Linked DNA regions of Homo sapiens: region 2 is linked to region 1. Evidence: chromatin contacts called from ENCODE Hi-C or POLR2A ChIA-PET data. All regions are on one chromosome and are shown on one strand. Each heading gives the region's core, a stretch centred on a gene start or an enhancer-like site at or near the end of the contact. The rest is flanking DNA. Distances are from core to core; before and after follow the strand shown.

The links. A loop is a pair of places that touch in the nucleus more often than their neighbours do. ChIA-PET counts read pairs that join two places held with the same protein, here RNA polymerase II (POLR2A). Pooled maps may share reads with other maps.
Region 2: a pooled map shows a loop between it and region 1 (4-fold over the local background). The contact joins two enhancer-like sites. A Hi-C loop is called at or near these places in 1 of 168 maps with a recorded cell type or tissue (HCT116), 8 of 37 single-sample maps with no recorded cell type and 5 of 50 pooled maps. POLR2A ChIA-PET finds 5 or more read pairs at or near these places in 2 of 52 experiments (GM12878 and activated CD4-positive, alpha-beta T cell).

The regions. Positions count from the first base shown.
Region 1 is chr7:121,136,943-121,139,770 of GRCh38, reverse strand. The region is part of intron 14 of CPED1 (cadherin like and PC-esterase domain containing 1); the gene reads right to left. Among named protein-coding and RNA genes, the nearest start is that of CPED1, 150 kb to the right of the region's middle. RefSeq lists an enhancer at 1,117-1,226. Within about 2 kb of position 1,375, at least 3 of the 41 ENCODE cell types and tissues checked have a DNase peak (open chromatin) inside an H3K27ac peak, as active enhancers do.
Region 2 is chr7:121,301,066-121,303,893 of GRCh38, reverse strand. No RefSeq gene overlaps it. Among named protein-coding and RNA genes, the nearest start is that of WNT16, 27 kb to the left of the region's middle. RefSeq lists an enhancer at 1,492-1,561. Within about 2 kb of position 1,378, at least 4 of the 41 ENCODE cell types and tissues checked have a DNase peak (open chromatin) inside an H3K27ac peak, as active enhancers do.

The DNA of each region.
Region 1 (2,828 bases), core at 126-2,625:
AGTAACTGTTGTTTTTTCCCCTGCTTTTACGTAGCTATAATATTGATTTTCCTAAAATCAAATCTGTTGATTTGTCTTCCATTCTTTAGTGGTTTCTCATCATTTCCAGAGTCAAGTCCAAGCTCCCAATAAGGCAAACAAGGCATTTCACAATCCCTTCCTTGTCTTGCTCTCCAGCTGCATTGCCCATTTTGCCCAGTCTTTGTGCTTCAACAAGACCAAAATTTTTATTTTTCTTTGATGGACGTGGAGGTGCACCACCAAATCCATGACGATGGGTACCACCAACCCATATGGATGCATCATTCTAGTTCTGGGGACTAGGTCTCTGTATAGCTCCCATTATGGACTAATACAATTAAAATGAAAAAAAAAACCCTATATATTTCTGACCTATACTCTATAGTTTTCTCAGGCTATGGAAGAAAAACAAATTCAGGTATAAATTATGAACAATAATAATACAATAGATATACTGTAATTTTATTTCATAAAAAATCTTAATAAAAAATAAACTACTAGTAATGTTGGTTGAATAACTCACTGAATTGGGTAAACTCTCTGCTTCATTAATTTTACTTGTAATTTGACCTAATGGTCAATGAAAGATAGTATCTGGCTGATAGATGTAGGTGGACTGCATCTATAATTTCAACGATCCTAACAGCCCCTGAAATTTTCTTATAATAAAAAAGAAAAAAGAATGAAGGCAGAAATTGTTTTTATTAGAAGTCATTCTGTAAAGGACCACAGTTTTTAATTCAAATTCAACCACTTATTAATACTACATTCTTTTTTCATCAAAGTTTTTTCTCCAGAAATTTCTCCGTTAAAGACCCCGAGATAAGCACAATAAAAACAGGATATTATTAATCATGAGGTTTGATTCAAATGGCTGCAAACCCAATATAACATTAAACAAGCTGGAGTTGAGTTATGGGCTGTGCTTTGGAAATGACCATTACCCAGGCACAAAGGGAATAGAAACAGTCGCACTTTTCTGCTCAGAACTAGCAAAGTGAATAACAAAGAGGAAGATCTTTTTTCAAAATAAAACATAGAAGATGTGCTTTAACTTGATAGAATATATTTTTATAAAGATTCTCTGAGAGTTAATTTCCCTGCAGTTTATACTTTCACTTAATAGTCACGGTTTTCAATGGGGTCTGCCCTCCTTAGAAACTGAAACAGCCCTAGATGACAGGAAATAAATGTGCAATCGTTCTCTTCAGCAAGTGCTTATTTTTGGTTTCATCAGAAAGTCTCCATCTCTGGTGTGAGCACTATCTCCTAAACCCCTGTCTGAAAGCTGATTTAGTTCTGACATCATCTTCCACTGAAGTATCAGTGTTGCCGCCAAAAACACCTGGTGTTTGCTTGGCATCTTTCCCATCCCAGTCTCAACTTGTCTCAGGCCAGCTTACCTGAGATCTACGGAGAACCCAGCACGAGGTACGGTGGTAGCAGGCTGCTTAACCTATTTGGCAAGTATATATGGGAAAGCTGTTTGAAGTTTTGGTCGCTTTTAATGGATTTCTTTTAACTGCAGAATTTGATTGCTCTCTTGAGGAATAATCATAACTCATATTGAACATGAGAAGAGCCTAGACTCTTAAAGATAATCCCACCTGTTCTGAGGCATCCTTACATTATTTTTAAATCTTATTTTATACCATAAAAGCAGGAAGATTAATTACTAAAGATCCAGGCAGGACTAATTTTTATCAGCATAAAAACATGAACGAAGTTAAAGTGCCTATCTAACATATTCACATCATCTACACCATATTACATGGGAACTGGAAAAAAAAGTAAGATCATCCAATGCAATCCTTTCATTTTACAAATGAGAAAATAGAAGCCCAAAGAGGCGAAGTTGCTTTCTGGATGTTGCATCTTGCCTTGGGCCTGGCACAGAGTGGACCCTCAACAAGTGTTCACTCTAATTTTGCTCCTAGTTTTCTCACTAGTCCTTTTCCCACCATACTCTAGACAACAGTTTTCCAGGAGAATGGAGTAGCATGTATTTTTCTGGGGGTAGGAGATTGGATGGTGAGTGCAGGGAAGGAATGGCATAAGTAATACTTGCTATCTTTGTTCTCTATTAGCAATACTTTATTTAAAATGCCATTTTCTTTAATTGGCTATATACGTTAATTCTATTAAACTATATTATTATAACCTCTCAGCCTACCATGACCTTAACAATAGTGATAAAACATCATGAATGAATTAAATTGCATTTTAGATGAAAATTAGATTTTATTAAATTCAAAGACGTCTATTAATAATAAATTAGGCCAGCCACGGTGGCTCATTTCTGTAATCCCAGTACTTTGAGAGGCTGAGGCGGGAGGACCACTTGAGATCAGGAACTCAAGACCAGCCTGGGCAATGTAGCAAGACCTCCTTTCTATACAAAATTGCATAAATTGTCCAGATGTAGTAGCTCATGCCTATAGTCCTAGCTACTTGGGAGGATGAAGGAGGAGGATTGCTTGTGCCCAGGAAGTCGAGGTTGCAGTGAGCTATGATGGTGCCACTGCACTCCAGCAAGGACAACAAAGTGAAATCCTATCTATAATAAATAAATAAATAATATAATAAATTAAATCTAAATCTATACTTTTTTTCAGCTTTACTGTTTTACTGAAATTGATTTTTTATTTGTGGAAAACTAAATTTTCTAAGTTGATTTTTAGCACCAAATACATACAGCTATATGTATACATATACATACACACACGTATATATATATTTTAAGGTATACATTATCAAGAAAAATCTTGCTATATAGAACTCAATTTTTCTACACTATATTATAGAAT
Region 2 (2,828 bases), core at 129-2,628, 160 kb before region 1:
AGGGGCAGGGTGGAAAGAACATCTGCTTCTTCTGAGATGAGCGAGGTATAGGGGTACAGCAAAGAGCAGGCCTGAAGCACCATAGCCCTGTGCAAACTGCAAGCCTCAGGGCCCAGCACCGGGTGTCAGCAGCTCCCTGAACTTCTAGCAGCCTCCCCATTGAGTCCAGGAGGACAACTTCCACATGTACCTGACATCTTCCCCAACTACTTCTTTCGTACTCTACCTCAATCCCAACTGTAAATATACTAAAAACCACTGAATTTTATGCTTTAAATGAGTAAACTTCATGGTAGGTAAATTGTATCTCAATAAAACAGTTACAAATAATACATATAAACAATGGGAACAAACATTTGGTACTTGCTAAACAGGGTATCAGGAAATGATGATATTAATACTATTTCTAACATAGTGCGTTGTCAAAGCCTTTTAGATAACTTCTATTTCGAGCACAATTTTTAACTCCAGAAAATGCTAGAGTTTGTTAGTGCATTTGTTTGTGTGTTTTTTTTTTTTTTATAAAAATTCATGAGTGTCTTTCCTGTGCCAGGTAATTTGTTTCTAAACTGAGAGTGCAAAGATTAAAACATAATAATGCTAAGTGAAGGAAAGCAGCCAAAAAGACCACATATTGTGTGATCTTATTTATATGAAACATCCAAGGTAGGCAAATCCATAGAAACAAAAAGCAGATTGGTGGTCACTGAAGTCTGAGGAGTGGAGGTGGGGAAAGTTGAAGAGTGACTGCTATGTTTCTTTTTGGGATGATAAAAAAGTTCTAAAGTTAGATTATCTTGATGACTGCAGAACTGTAAATATACCAAAAACTACTTAATTTTACACTTTAAATGAGTGAACTTCATGTAGGTAAATTTTATCTCAATAAAACAGTTAAAAATTTTGCATATCCACAATCAAACAAACAACTCAGTCCCTTCCGCATGGAGTTTACATTCTAGGGAGGACAAACTTAAACAGACAAAGAGAAAATGGCTGGGTTGGGGTAAACAGGGAACGCTAAAGGAATGCAAAGAAAGAATACTTTGATCAGTGTATGAGGAATCAGAGAAAGATTCCTAGAGGAGATGGCATCTGAGCTAAGAAGTAGTGAACAGAGAAAAGAATGAGAGAGAGCAATGTTTGCTGAGCCCCTACTCTACATTAGAGATTGGATAGTAGAAAGATGAATGGCTCAAGGTAATCAAATAGATGATTGTAGGTAATTATACCGTGAAAATGCAATAATGGAGGTGGACACAGAAACCATCTAAGTCAAAAAGGGGAAACGAAAATGGGTGGAGGCCAACTAGAAATTCGATTTGGAGGAAGAAAGTTATGAGCTGTAGAACTGTGATCGTGCTGGGTGTCCTCCACCCAGCGGAACCTCTGCCACAGTTTACAGGACTTAGTTATGCTGCCGCATAACTAAGGGTTATGACTTACCCCTCAGCCATACTGAGGGTCATACTGAGTCATACTGAGGGATATGACTTACCTCTCAGCCACCCATCTCAGCATTTGCCAGTGAGAAGGCCCTGTGAGATCTGAGGGCAGAGGCACGGCATGTGGCCAGAGTCCCTACTGAGAGTGATTCCCATAAGTGAACTTTACTGATCCATTTACTTTCATCAGGGTACAATGTTGCCCTGCTCTCTTTCTTTCCCCGAGTTCTCTGTAGTTTTAAAGTTTAAACTATAGTTTATCGTTCTCTCTAGTTTTGGAGCCCTCGTGACTCCACAGTCCAACATTTCCTAGTATCTTCTTATTTTGGTGATTTCTGGCAGTTGGGTTACTTGTCACCTCTTAAGAAAAGCATCTAGCAAACATCTCCCCTAACACGTCCCTCCCTGCTCTGTCACTGCCTGGCGGAGGCCTCGAAGTGCATTCCCCACATGTTCAGACGAGCACTTGGTAAAGGCATCCAGAGATATAGAACCTGTTATACTAAAGGTTTTACATACTGCTATAAATAAAAAATAAAAGGAATGTTTTAAAGGAACTAATTCGATGGATATAAGATTATTTGATACTGCTCCATTATCTATTTCATTGTGTGTGTATGTGTGTGTGCATACATTTTATCTATACATACACACACACACACACACACGTATTTATACAGTATGGATGAGTTTTTATTTGAAAATAATCCAGAATTCCTGTTTTCAAGTCTTTTATTTGACACACACTCTGCCCAGACACAAACCAGGGAAGGTTTGGCTTTGACCCAACAGTTTTGACTTTCTTGTCTGCAGAGGCAGCATAACAAGTCCATGATCAGTGGTGAAGGGAAGGCATTTATTTTCACTGTATTTGACAAGCATCCCTCCCAGGGATGCTTCCATTGGAAGAGAAATCGACTTCAAGAAGCTCAGTACTTCAAAGACTTATGATGACCCCAGGAAAGAGAAAAACACCATGTAAGCCAATCACCCACTTTGTGATTGTCCATTCTTCTGGGAAATAAGAATCTGAGATGCAATGTCTGTATCAGCCTCATCTCAGAATCCATAAATAATTCACAGAAGGTATCAATTTATTTATAGGATAGGTGGCCAAGAGAGACTTCCGGCTGTTTACCAATAGCATGGCTCTGGAAACTCCATCCTATTGAAATAATTCCTGTTCTTGGCAGGAGTAACTTGAGCTAAGGGTGTATCCACACCCTTTTAAAAACATGCCAGTGATTTTGCATAACTAATATGAACATTGAAATGGGTATTCTATAGAGGCAAGTGTGAACAGAGATCAGGTTTTCCCCTGTGGGTATGCACATGTAGTGGAAACTGATGGACCCAAATTTGTGCCATTTGATGACTAAACTC